Regions from separate parts of the Homo sapiens genome. Here regions 2 and 3 are each linked to region 1. A link is a contact called in ENCODE Hi-C or POLR2A ChIA-PET data. All regions are on one chromosome and are shown on one strand. The core of a region is the stretch at or near the end of the contact, and the rest is flanking DNA. Distances in the headings are between cores, read along the strand shown. Region 1 holds the start of SKIC8 (SKI8 subunit of superkiller complex). Region 2 has its middle 87 kb from the start of TBC1D2B. Region 3 overlaps TBC1D2B (TBC1 domain family member 2B).

Evidence for each region. Hi-C counts contacts between places; a loop is a spot of excess contacts on that map. ChIA-PET counts read pairs that join two places held with the same protein, here RNA polymerase II (POLR2A). Pooled maps may share reads with other maps.
Region 2: a pooled map shows a loop between it and region 1 (3-fold over the local background). The contact joins the enhancer-like site here to the promoter of SKIC8 in region 1. A Hi-C loop is called at or near these places in 4 of 50 pooled maps. POLR2A ChIA-PET finds 5 or more read pairs at or near these places in 2 of 52 experiments (Caco-2 and activated T-cell).
Region 3: a loop to region 1 is called in a pooled map, with 3 times the contacts of the local background. The contact joins the enhancer-like site here to the promoter of SKIC8 in region 1. A Hi-C loop is called at or near these places in 2 of 50 pooled maps. POLR2A ChIA-PET finds 5 or more read pairs at or near these places in 4 of 52 experiments (Caco-2, T-cell, activated CD4-positive, alpha-beta T cell and 1 more).

Annotation. Positions count from the first base shown.
Region 1 is chr15:78,297,413-78,301,689 of GRCh38, forward strand. SKIC8 (SKI8 subunit of superkiller complex) reads right to left here and starts at 2,197. Exons shown (of 11, transcript NM_025234.3): 1 at 2,150-2,197. RefSeq lists enhancers at 1,395-2,362, 1,915-2,264, 2,363-3,329, 2,505-2,594.
Region 2 is chr15:77,988,194-77,992,470 of GRCh38, forward strand. It overlaps the pseudogene ADAMTS7P3. Among named protein-coding and RNA genes, the nearest start is that of TBC1D2B, 87 kb to the right of the region's middle. RefSeq lists a silencer at 2,601-2,690. Within about 2 kb of position 2,249, at least 6 of the 41 ENCODE cell types and tissues checked have a DNase peak (open chromatin) inside an H3K27ac peak, as active enhancers do.
Region 3 is chr15:78,016,291-78,020,567 of GRCh38, forward strand. It overlaps TBC1D2B (TBC1 domain family member 2B), which reads right to left. Exons shown (of 13, transcript NM_144572.2): 7 at 1,557-1,667; 8 at 256-449. Among named protein-coding and RNA genes, the nearest start is that of TBC1D2B, 59 kb to the right of the region's middle. Within about 2 kb of position 2,366, at least 6 of the 41 ENCODE cell types and tissues checked have a DNase peak (open chromatin) inside an H3K27ac peak, as active enhancers do.

The sequences.
Region 1 (4,277 bases), core at 947-3,446:
AGGTGAATTCATAAATACAGAATCCACAAATAATGAGGATAGACTGTATGCTAAAATTTTATCAAAATACAAAAACATATGTGCTTCTTTACTGACACATTATATATGTGATCTAGAAGCAAATTTAATAACTACCATAATTTCGAAGTTGCAATGAGCTTACACAATATCATGATATGAAAATATCTATAATTTATATTCATAACAAAGTCACACTGCTAATAATGTGATTTGTTGCCTACATTCACAGTGGAAGAAAATGCTAAATTTCAGTTGGAGGTTAGGAAACATAAAGATGCAATTTTTCCTCTCAGCCAAGTTCACGGCCCTCGCAATTCTACCCATTGGCAGTTTAAGGGACCACACAGTTAAGGCATCCAGGTTCAGGTTACTTTCTTTAAATCTGCCAGCCTAAAAAGCTGCCGAAGGTTTTCCAATAACAGGAAATCAAACAAACAAACAATTTATAACTAATCCTTGCCTATGAAGATCTCAAATTGGTAGTGTTTTGTTTTGGTTTTGTAAAGACAAGTTCTCATTATGTTGCCCAGGCTGGTATCAAACTCCTGGCCTCAAACGATCCTCTTGTCTTGGCCTTCCAAAGTGCTGGGATTACAGACAGGTTGGTAGTGTTTTATTCATTTGTGACCCATGAACAGGGTTCTTTCTGCCCAGGGTAGGAAAGACAGGAAAGTGCTCAAGCCAGTTTGGCTAATGGGAATGGTATTCAACCTCTGCTTCAGCACAGCCTTCTGCCTGCTGAAGCACAGGCTTGTCCTCTTCCCTGTCATTCTGGGCCTCACATTTGGCAATGGATAGAAACAAAAAAAGGAGGAAGGCTTGCGGTAAGCCAGCTTCCAAAAACCCGGGCTCCAAAAGACAAGGGTGTGATTCTATCAATGAGTGCACATTTGAGGATGTACAATGAATCCGGTCCTATTTTAAGTAATACACAAAGATTTAGCTCACTGAAACCTCATAACCCCGCTTACTAGGTACAGTAGTTCTTTAGCTGAGGTTTTGATTTCCACAGTTCCAGAGGTCAACCGTAGTCCAAAAATAGGTGAGTAGAGTGCAGTAAGATATTTTGAGAGAGACCACATTCACATACATTTTATTACACTGTTATAATTCTATTTTATTATTATTGTTGTTATTCTCTTATTGTGCCTAATTTACGAATTAAACTAAGTAATCACAGGTATGTATGTGTAATCTGTATGAGAAAAAACACAGTATAGATGCTCCTCAACTTACAATGGGGTTACTTCCCAATAAACCTATGTAAAGTTGAAAAATTGTAAGTCAAACCACGGTAAGTCAGTCAGGGTCCTTCACTATCCAAGATTTCAGACATCCACTGGAACGTACACCCCGCAGATAAGGGGGGAACTACTATTTTTTTATTATCAGTTCCACTTTTCTAGTAAGAAAAGGGAGGCTTAGAAGCGGTTAAGGAAGCTTCCCCAAGGGACACTAAAAGGTGGATACAAGCTATAGTATAGGCTACCAAGATACACTACCTCTTACTTCAGGGTCTTATGAAGGTCAGAGCTAAGAGACTTTAGACCTTAGCCCTCTCTTGCCATCTTCTCTCTTTGGGAAACTTTTCCCTAAATTTCCTAGGCAGAATTCATCACTGACTCAGTGTTTCCAAGGAACACTACAGATGCCTCTATGAAACTACTCAGGCAAGTCAACAGCCCACAGTATTGCACGGTACTTGGCGTAAAGCGAACCCAGCCTCTGTCTGTACCCGTCCAGTGATGTCTGTATCTGTCCAGCACGCTACCTAAGACAGCGTGGCCCACTACTGGAAAACTTCGGTTAATACAGCCCTCCCAGCTACGGATAAATGATCTCCTCCGCAGAGAAACCAGCCCTAATCTCGATACTGCCCAGAACATTCTCAGGACGCAAAAGGAGGCCACCCACGGGCCTCCCCCACTCCCCTCAGGCCCCGTACACCGAGGAACAGCCAGGGCAAATGGAGCCATGGAAGCCACCCTCAGGCCCCAGGGCCTGGAGCATCCCTGAACGGACCTGCTTACAGGCAGCCTCGGGCCCAACCTCGCTCACTCGCCCTCTGGCCTGGACTGTCAACGGCCCTAATGACCCCAATCCCCAACGGCCCTGCGCTCCAACTCACCACTGCACTGCCAGGCTGCACGTCGGAAGCCGGGCTCCGCGCGACTGCGACGCGCAAAGATGAGCTATCGAAGGGGCGGGGCATCGCGCCGGCCCCGCCCTCACGGCTCGGAGCACTCCGCAGCGCCCGTTGCCGTCGCTATGGCGGGCGCGGGGCAGACGCCGACGAGGGTGGGCGGAGAGAGGAGGGAGGAAGCCAGGTCCTGCTTCCAGAGGAGTGGTAGTTGGAAATTTGCTTCCGGAAGCGCAGACGTTTAGCTTCCGGCAACTGCAGGTTTAGAGGTTTGTGTTGCAATTTCATTTTGTACTTTTGAGATTGGACTAAAGCTAATAACTTCTGTTGCTGAAATAAATTCAGTGAAATCGAGCTTTGTCTTTCAAACTGCTAGTCATGACCCATTAACGTGACAGATATCAGTTTAATAGGTTGTCAACTGACTTTTTTTTTTTTTTTTTTTGAGGGCCAGGCAGAGTAGCTCACGTCTGTAATCCCAGGACTTTGGGAGCCGAGGTGAGAGGCTTGCTTGAGCTCTGGGTTTCCAGACCAGCCTGGGCAACATAGCGAGAGACCTCGTGTCTACTAAAAATAAAAACAATTAGCACATGCCTGTAGTTCCAGTTACTTGGGAGGCTGAGGCAGGAGGATCGCTTAAGCCCTGGAGGTTGAGGCTACATTGAGCCGTGATGACGCCACTGCACTCCAGCCTGGGGAACAGAACTAGACCCCGTCTCAAAAAAAAAAAAAGAGATGGGGCTGGGTGTGGTGGCTCATGCCTGTAATCCCAGCATTTTGGGAGTCGGAGTGGGTGGATCACTTGAGGTTAGGAGTTTTGAAATCAACCTGGCCAATATGGTGAAACCCCGTCTCAAGTAAAAAAAAAAAAAACAGAAACAAAAACAAAATTAGCCGGGTGTGGTGGCATGTGCCCGTAATCCCAGCTACTTGGGAGGCTGAGGCAGGAGAATCGCTTGAACCCTGGAGGCAGAAGTTGCAGTGAGCACAGATCACACCACTGCACTCCAGCCTGGGCAACAGAGTGAGACTGTCTCGAATAACAACAACAAAAAAAGATGGGAAGAGGCTCATGCCCCATTATGGAGGCCGCCCTGTGGCTCAGATGTGGTGGCTCACTCCTGTAATCCCAGCACTTTGGGAGGCCAAGGGGGGAGGATTGCTTCTGGCCGTGATTTCAAGACCAGTATGGGCAACATGGCGAGACCCAATCTCTACAAAAAATTTTAAAGTTACAGACGCAGTGGTGTGCACGTGTAGACCCAGCTGCTCAGGAGGCAGAAGTGAGGATCACTTGAGCCCAGGAGTTTGAGGCTGCAGTGAGCTATGATTGGGCCACTGCACTGTAGCCTGGGTGACAGAGTGAGACCCTGGCTCTAAAAAATATTTTTCGAAAAAACTAGTTTTGAAGTTCAAATATATATATAGAGAGAGAGACGGAGGACTATTAGACCACTTACAACTAGGTGAAGTTCATCTTTGGGGGCTTTTTTTTCTTTTGAGACTGAGTCTTGCTGTGTCACCCAGGCTGGAGTGCAGTGGCGCAATCTCGGCTCACTACAACTTCTGCCTCCTGGGTTCAAGTGATTCTCCTGCCTCAGCCTCCCCAGTAGCTGGGACTACAGGCACCCACCACCACACCCGGCTAATTTTTTTTTGTATTTTTTTTTTTAGTAGAGACGGGGTTTCACCATGTTGGCCAGGCTGGTCTCAAACTCCTGACCTCAGGTGCTCCACCCACCTCTGCCTCCCAAGTTGCTGGGATTACAGGCATGAGCCACTGCACCTGGCCATCTTTGGGGGCTTTTTGAGGAGGCTATGTGTGGTGAGAAATTGGCAAATACACCCACATCTCCCAGGACCTATTCTCTTGTCCTCAGTAATCTCACATTAACACAAAAGAGAAGACATCCTGCAGCTCTTCTGCTGCACACATGACTTCCCTGCATGCCAGCATCCTTAACCCTCAAGTTCACATGTTTCAGAGTGATATGACTAATTTTTCTCAGTCACATTGACTGGAGAGCTATTTCTCTCCTTCCCAGCTCTGTGACATCTCTGTCCATAGAAATTTCATCCAGCCCCAGTGGACCCTCTGCATGTCACTGGCTTAAAA
Region 2 (4,277 bases), core at 999-3,498, 310 kb before region 1:
TGGCTTGGCCTGTCTCCTTTTCTCTGTATCTTTGACCCCATCTGGACTTGTCTTTCACTAGCTTGCCTTTGTTCTTCCCTTTCTCTGTCTGTCCCAGCCCATGGCAGTCTCTGGCCATGCCACCTTTTGCCTGGGGCCTGCCAGCCTTGGCCTCTCGCTGGGGTTCTTCAGATATTTCCCCGGGCTGGGGCGTGGGTCTGATGCCTTTCCCGCCACATGCCTCACAGGGTCACACCCGTGGGCCTGCACGTGGGTGTCTTGGTCCCCAGTGCTCGCGCAGCTGCGGTGGAGGTTCCTCAGTGCAGGACGTGCAGTGTGTGGATACACGGGACCTCTGGACACTGCAGCCCTTCCATTGTCAGCCCGGGCCTGCCAAACCGCCTGCACACCGGCCCTGCGGGGCCCAGCCCTGCCTCAGCTGTTACACATCTTCCTGGAGGGAGGTGAGGCCTGGGGGTTCAGATCGGGGGAGGGGATGCCCTCAGACCCTGGCTGTGCCCTGACTCCTTCCCTGCCCACCCAGTGCTCCGAGGCCTGTGGCGGTGGTGAGCAGCAGCATCTGGTGACTTGCCCGGAGCCAGGCCTCTGCGAGGAGGCGCTGAGACCCAACACCACCTGGCCCTGCAACACCCACCCCTGCACGCAGTGGGTGGTGGGGCCCTGGGGCCAGGTGAGCCGGGCTGTGGCGGGGAGCAGGGAGCAAGTGCTTGGTAGCACCTGGTCAGTCCTGGGTTGGGTGAAGGAGCTGTGGAGTGTGTGCTGTGAGCCAGGCTCTCTGTGGCCCCTGCACATGCAGCAGTGACTGGACAGCCCTGCCATGCTGGCGCTCACACCTGCCAGGGAAAAACGGACAAGGAAAGGGCACATGTGTTATGATGTCAGGGAAGGCCTTCTGAGGAGGGGCCTGGGGTTGAGACCCGAGGGGAGGAGTCAGTGATGCCAAGGACACGGAATCGAGGGGACAGCAGGTGTGAAGTCTGAGGCAGGAATGTCGAGCTTGGGGCGATCAGGGAGCCCAGCAAAGGCCAGCGGCAGAAGGGGGCGTTAAGAGGGGCCTCGGATGGGCAGGATACCTTCTGCTGGGCCTGTTTGGAACTGAGGGGTTCAGAAATCTCAGGTTTGGGCCCTGAGCTGGGTCCTGGAGTCAGCTGGGCCAGCGTTTGAGTCTTTGTCCCACTGGCTGCTGAGTGACTGGGCAGGTTGCTTTGCTTTGCTGGGTCACTGTTTTCTCATCTGTAAAATTGGAACAGCTTAGGAGAGGAGGGTCAGAAGGATTAAATGAAGGAACGTAATGAAGCACAGGGCTGGGCACAGCACGACACTGGCAGAGACTCAGCGCATGTTCAGGGCTGATAACAACGAAGCCTGGCGGGCTGGGCCCCGGCTGTGAAACTGTCTCCTGCCCTCCTGCCCATGGGCTGCGGCAGGTCCTCTGCCCTGTCCCTCGGGCACAGTGGTGTCTCGCCCACATCTCTGCCCACTGCTGCATCAGGGCTCCATCCCGGGGCCCCTGCCCAGGCTTCTCAGGCATGTCCTGTGTGAGGGGCTCACTGCCCTGCAGCCCCGAGGGCTGTCCCACGGTTCTCATGCCCCTTCCCTCTGCAGGAGCCAATCCCACAAGTGAGAGTGGGGTTCCGGCACCAAGTGGGCTCTAGGAATGGGACCAGGTCCTCCAGGAAGCACTGAGAGGGCGGCTGGGAGCAAGGCCAGGCCAGTCAGGCACAGGGCACAGGGACGGCTTCCCAGAGGAGGTGTCCCTGCCCCCACTGCTAGGGCTGGCCCTGGAGACAGTCATTCCTCCCCTGCTCCCCCCAGTGCTCAGCCCCCTGTGGCAGTGGCGTCCAGCGGCGCCTAGTCAAGTGTGTCAACACCCAGACAGGGCTGCCCGAGGAAGACAGTGACCAGTGTGGCCATGAGGCCTGGCCTGAGAGCTCCCGGCCGTGTGGCACCGAGGATTGTGAGCCCATCGAGTCTCCCCGTGAGTCCCCTGACCCCAGGCTCCCTGCTGAAGTGAGGTAGGGTGGGGAGGGTGATGGGGAAATGGTGTCGTCAAACCATTGTGCCCACGGCACTGGCTGGTTCCATCTGTAGTCTGGGCTCAGGAGCCACATGGCCACTGAAAATCCTGATGCCACAGGATGCCTTGCCGGAGGCTGGGCTGTGCTGGGAGTCAGTCAAGGGGTGTCCCAGCCACACAACATCCTGCAGGCAGCTGTCTGGCCTCAGGGGAGAAGAGGGAGTGGCCCTGGCCCCTGAGTTGCTGTGTGAACCTGGGTAAGCTCTTTCTCCTCTAGGTCTCAGTCTTCCCACAGTGAAGCCAGGGATGGCCCTGAGGCTGTGTGAAAACAGCCTGGGTGAGACCCTGTCCTTAACCCTGATCTTAACCCTGACCTATCTATTCCCTGGCTAGAGGACTGCCTAGAGTGAGCAATAGAACCACATGAAGGGCCTCCCTCCCCTGCCCCCAACATGCGCGCGCACACACACACACACACACACACACACACACACACTTCCTCCAGCTGCAGCTGCTCCCAGCAGTGCTGAGGGCAGGAAACGGGGTGGCCCTGGAGTGTCACCTGGGATCCCCTCACCAGCTGTGTGGCCTTGGGCTCCCATTTCCCTCTCAGGGCCTTCATGTGCTGAATAAAGGGGCTGCCAAGCCCCATCCTTGCATAAATGAGGTCTGGGCATGAAGGGCACAGCACTGCGTGGGCATCCAGGTGGTGCTCAGGGAAGGCAGCTTTCTCCCCTCCCCCACAGCCACTGTCATCCCCAATTGCAAGGTCAGGGAGAGGGCCTGGGGCTGACCCTGCCAGTCCAAGGAATCCAGAAACTGTGGCATGAACAGCTGCGTCCCCTGTGCTATTGGCTGGCTGCTCCCTGACCCTAGAAAAGAGTCCTCAGCCAGGGCACTCACGCTGACATTCGGGGCCTCCTGCGATCTCCCCGGTCTGCCTTCTCCGCTTGTCCAACGCAGCCTTCTTTACCTGCACCGGCTCCTGGGCAGCCCTCATTCGGGCTCAGAGTGGCCCCTGCCATGCCTCGCTGCCCTGCCTCTGGCAGGGGTGGCCTTCCTGCCTCAAACCCCATTACCTCAAGGTCCAGTGGCAGTGCCCCCACCCTGTCCTGCCTGCCCTCAGCACGCACCCAGCCAGCATCTCAGAGCACTCCTATGTGCTGCCTGAGCTGGGTGCTGGCACCACGTCTCTCACCTTTATGGCTAGGGCTGGCCACAGGGAGCGGGGTGGTTATGATCCCAGTGGGGGAGGACCAGATGGGGCAGAGAACAGAAACTGAGGCCCCTGGGGGCCTAGAACCAAGGACGGATGGCCCAGGAGGCTCTGGGCTTGCAAGGTCTCCCAGGGGCGGGTGTGAGTGGGCTGCAGGGAGTGGGCTATGGGGGCTGGTTAGGTGGCTGAACTAGAAGCTGTCCTAAGTGAGTTTTCTGCCATCAGTGAACAGTGGAGGGGGGCTGGGAAGGTGTCCTGGACTTTGAGATCTGGAATTCCCAGATGTTCTGCTGGTCTGTGGGACAGTTGGTGGGACATGTGGAAAGCTGGGAAACGCGTGTGTGTGTGCTCACTGCAGTGACACAGCATGGCCATATCCGTTTGCTGTGGAGGTGGGGTTGACAGAGGAGAGAACCGAGGCCCAAGAGGTGAAGCAGCTTGTCTGAGGTCACCCCGGGCGACCAGGATGCAGGCCTGCAGATGTGCACTTTGGAGCTCTGCCTGGAGCTGGGGTGGAGGAGCCTGCCTGCTGCCTCGTGCCCTCTGCCGGGCCTGGGGGATGTCCCAGGCCCAGGGCTGGCTGCTGTCCTCCTGCTCCTCTTGCTGGAGTAAGCAGGGCCTGGGGTTTGTTAGCAGCAGCGGCAGCAGCAGGAGCAAGGCTAGGAGGCTGGAAACAAGCCACATCCCAAAATAGCTCTGATAACCATGGGGCAGGAGGGCCCAGCCAAGCCTCAGCCCTGACAAGCACAGCCTGCAGCTGGCCTCCCTCCCCACTGGGCCTGGGCTCAGTCCCTGGTTTCCACTGATGGCCTGTAAGGCCCACTCACTCTAGGCTTTGTGGCCCACCTGAGAAGTGGGAGGCTGGCCTGGGAGATGGGACCCTGTGACTCAGAACCCGAGGCTGTGTACAGCCCCCGTGGCTGGAGGTGGTCACAGAGGCCTGGCAGGATAGGTGCACTGGAGCAGGGGGAGGTGGCGGGAGTGGACGGCAGAGGTTGCTGCAGGCTGGCAGGAGGCCCCTGGGACCTCAGTTCTGTGCCAGGA
Region 3 (4,277 bases), core at 1,116-3,615, 280 kb before region 1:
GGATCAGAAGGAAGGCTCCCTTACTTACACGAAAAATAGGTCTTGCAATCAGAAGACCTGTGGTAAGTCCCCGCTCTATGACTTGATTACTAGGGGAGAATGAAGACATTACCGTTCTGCTGACCTGACAGCATTTGTCATGAGCACCAAATGAGACACACAGTTGTGTACGGCTCTCTGCGAATGGTTCCTGCTGTTGAAAAAGGGACTTCAGAAATGGGGTGCACTACCCTCAACAGTCACTAGCACATTTACCTGACAAGATGAGGTTTAACAAATGCTTGCTCCGGCTGCTCTTGGCTCTCAACCTGCAGAGCATCCTCCAGCAACTGGGCTATGACCTCCCGGGTGGGCCCCTGGTCTTCTGAGCACACTGGTGTCTTCATTTCTTGGAGCAATATCAGGTATTTACTTTCTATCTGGCAGAGCTTGGCTTCCAGGCTAGAATACTGCAGAGAATGTGGTGGTTACCTCCATTCAGACAGAGACACAGGAAGAGCAATCTTTAGGTACGCAAATGACCAGTGAACAACAAACCCAAAACTATTAGGAAGTGAGCCAGAGACAGACTGTAGCAAAGACAAGAAATTAATTTATGCCACAGACCACCTTTCATGTTTAAAATGGCCTGCAGTGGGTTCCTCTCTTCCTTATAGAAGGAGTGCTGATAATCAGACCTCTGGATGCCAACAAATGCATCACCTCTGGACAGAGGTGGAGAGAGCAGCAGGAACCAGGCTACATGCCAATTACTGAGGTCCAGCTCGGTGCCATCTGGCACATGGCCCATGAGTGGCCACTCCATGCTATACCCATTCTTTCTTAGGACACTGTGGTCCAGGACTAGCTCCCATCTGCCACCTTATCAGACAAATCAAATATACCCTAGAAAACATGCAGGAATAAGGTCTGGGAAGATGCTTCAAGTTCTGTTCAAAAAAGTATATCAGGTATATAACAGCTGTTGACAAGTATCATTTGATTACAGCTCATTTGATGACAGCTGAAATGTTTGTGGTCCCATTACACTTTGTGCAAAGCCCCTTCCAGCCATAATCATATCTGACTTTCACACCAACCCTATTGGGTTCACAGAGGAGGCATTTACCTCACCATCTCCATAAATACAAAACTGAACAGCATAAATCAAAACCCAAATAATCTTAATTTAGGTGACCTTATAATTATGTACTTACTTTGTTTTCTTCAAAATCTATTAAAAATGCTTATGAACAAAGGTACACAAAGAAAGCAATACCTTATGTTCTTTTTTTAACTAGAGAAACTGAACACATTTTCTGTAGCTTCTCATTCTTACTTATCCAGTTTATGTGAAAAACTCACATCTCACGGCATTTATCTGTCTTCATCAGAGATAATAAAATGAGACTAACTATACAGCTCTATGTATTATATGTATTTTAAATATATTTTGTTATCAGTAACCACATCTCTCCAAGCCTGGGAGTTGAACCGCTTTGTAAAGCATGCTTATTTTTAATGGTTTCCTAACCTTACCTCCCACCAGGTAATAGAATCCACCTATCCTGACCCACCTTTGCCATCAGATCCCTCTCTCTCCTTTCTGCATTTCTTCGTAGAGCTGAGAGTTCCAAAATCTCCTTATTTAGAAATTTGTTTTGGGTTTTGTACCCCTGTAGATTATCCTGTTAGAAAAAAAAAAAATCCCTGAATTCACATTGGTTGAATATTGACTAATTAATTACCCTATGTAGTCAGTAGCTTGCTGCTTCACCAATCAAATAGCCCTGCTAAGTTAGAGTAAGTTCTAAAGAACTAGAAGTTGTTAAAAGGCACTTCCTAATTAATCTTTTTGGCCATTTACAGTAGTAGAAGGCAGGCAGGCATGACTGCCGTAACGGAGATGGAGAAGATATTTTTATTTAATTGTGGTAGTTTTTCTCAACTGATGACAGGAGAAATAAATATGACATATTCCTAAATCTATGCAAATATTTTATCTATCCATATTCCATATTCATTGAGGTGGTTAAAAAAAAGCAATACCTTACTTTTTTTTAAACTAGAGAAACTGAACATATTTTCTGAAGGTTCTCATCTTCACTTATCCAGTTTACGTAAAAAAAGTCTACATACATATACAGCCCATAACTAAAAATCACTCTTAATAACAAATCCTATGACCTAAAACGTATAAGGCACGTAAGAGAACATATTCTTCAACACTGAAAAATTTCAAACTTACAGAAAAGTTGAAAGAAAAGTACAATGAACACAATATAGCCTTCACCTAAATTAGCCAATTGTTAACCTTTGCCTATTTGCTTTCTGTCTATAAAAGAACATAACAAGCTGGTGACAAGTTCTGCCGAGTCCAACTTTGAGAGCAGGTCGGGGCAGGACACATGTCATATTGGCTTCAGCCCTTGAAACTCCAAGCAAGAAAGCTGAAAGGATCCAACAGCAACAAAAAGCAAACCAAAAAGGGGGTGAAGTGTTTTCATGTAAAACACTGAAAATGAAGCTCAGAAAACTTCCTTAGACTTTCCTAATAATAAAAACAATGAACTGAAGAAGCTGCTAAGGATACTAAACCGAATCACCTCTGAGCAGTGACTTCTAAATGTTCTTTACAAATTTAGTCTTTTATAAATGTGTCTCTTCTCCCCCAGCTTCTGTTTCTCTTTTATAATCTGACAGGCTGGTGTGTGAGGTTCCTAATCTCCCAGTCACAGAAGAAATTATGTTCAAGACAGCTCAAACGGCAGGCCAGGGTAGTCAAGACAGACTCTGGTGATATCACAAGCAGGAGACTGCTGCCGCTCCCCAGAGATGCGGCTACAGAAACTCCCCATCGCCAAACAAGAAACCACCACGGGATTATACCACTTCCCCCATAAAATGCAGAAGAACTGAAAATGGTTCAATGTTCCCTTTAATCACTAACATTTACGGAGCACTTGCGATGGGTTACAGGTGCCCCGTGCTAGGCATGTGAGATTCCTAATCTTGTTTAAAACTCCAACTCTTAGGCAGCCATTCTCACCATCTTTATTTTTGAGGTGAAGAATTGAGCCATAGAAAGCTGCCCAGTTACTGTCTAGCCTGCAAATCAGACTTCTGAGAGCCAGACCAGTGGGCTCTTAGCTCCATGGTCTCAGGCCCGACTCCCACTAGAACTTCGATAGGCATCATACTCAGCCTGAGCACATTCAAGTACTTGTCACGTCATGACAAGTACTTGAAATGTTGAATGTTGGACTTCCTTTTCTCACCTGAATCTCCTTTCTACTGGTGTCTTAAAAGCTTTTTTTTTTTTAAAGAAACAAGGTTGGCTGGGAATGGTGACTCATGCCTGTAATCCCAGCACTTTGGGAGGCCAAGGCAAGAGGATCACTTGAGGCCAGGAGTTTGAGACCAGCCTGGCTAACATGGCGAAACCCTGTCTCTACTAAAAATACAAAAAAAATTTAGCCAGACGTGATAGCGCACACCTATAGTCCCAGCTACCCTTTCTGAGGCATGAGAATCACTTGACCCCAGGAGGTGGAGGCTGCAGTGAGCCAAGATCATGCCACTGCACTCCAAACTGGGTGAAATAGTGAGACTCTGTATCAAAAAAAAAAAAAGGGGGGGGGAGACAGGGTCTCACTCTTGCCCAGGCTGGAGTGCAGTAGCATGGTCATAGCTCACTGCAGCCTCGAACTCCTGGGCATAAGTGATCCTCCCACCTCAACCTCCTGAGTAGCTAGGACCAAAGGCATGGCCACCACACCCAGCTAATGTTTTTTGTAGAGATGAGATCTCACTATGTTGCCCAGGCTGGTCTCAAACTCTTGGCCTTAAGTGATCCTCTTGCCTCGGCCTCCCAAAGCACTGGGATTACAGGTATGAGCTATTGCACCTGGCCAAAGGTCTCATATTTGGAAACATTAAGCAAACATATTACTAAAAGGCAGGTCAGCCAAAGGAAAGCTGGCTGGAGGGCAACTGAAGAAAGCACTCAACAGTGATGGATAGAGACTGAGTGATACAAGGTGGGGTCAGTGAAAGCAAGTAACATCAGCCGCCATGTATGTCTTTAACTTAAAACTTGTGTTACAGTCTAAGTAAGTCCTGATCATTTATATTACAGATACTTTCTCTAGAACGATGATGATCACAGCAACAACACCTAACAGTGAAGACCTTATGAGGAGCCAGGCACTGTGTGAGGGAGGGCTTTACATGGATTACCGCCTGTAACCCTCACAATACCTATGAGGAAAATAAGCACTATTTCACAGACAAATACA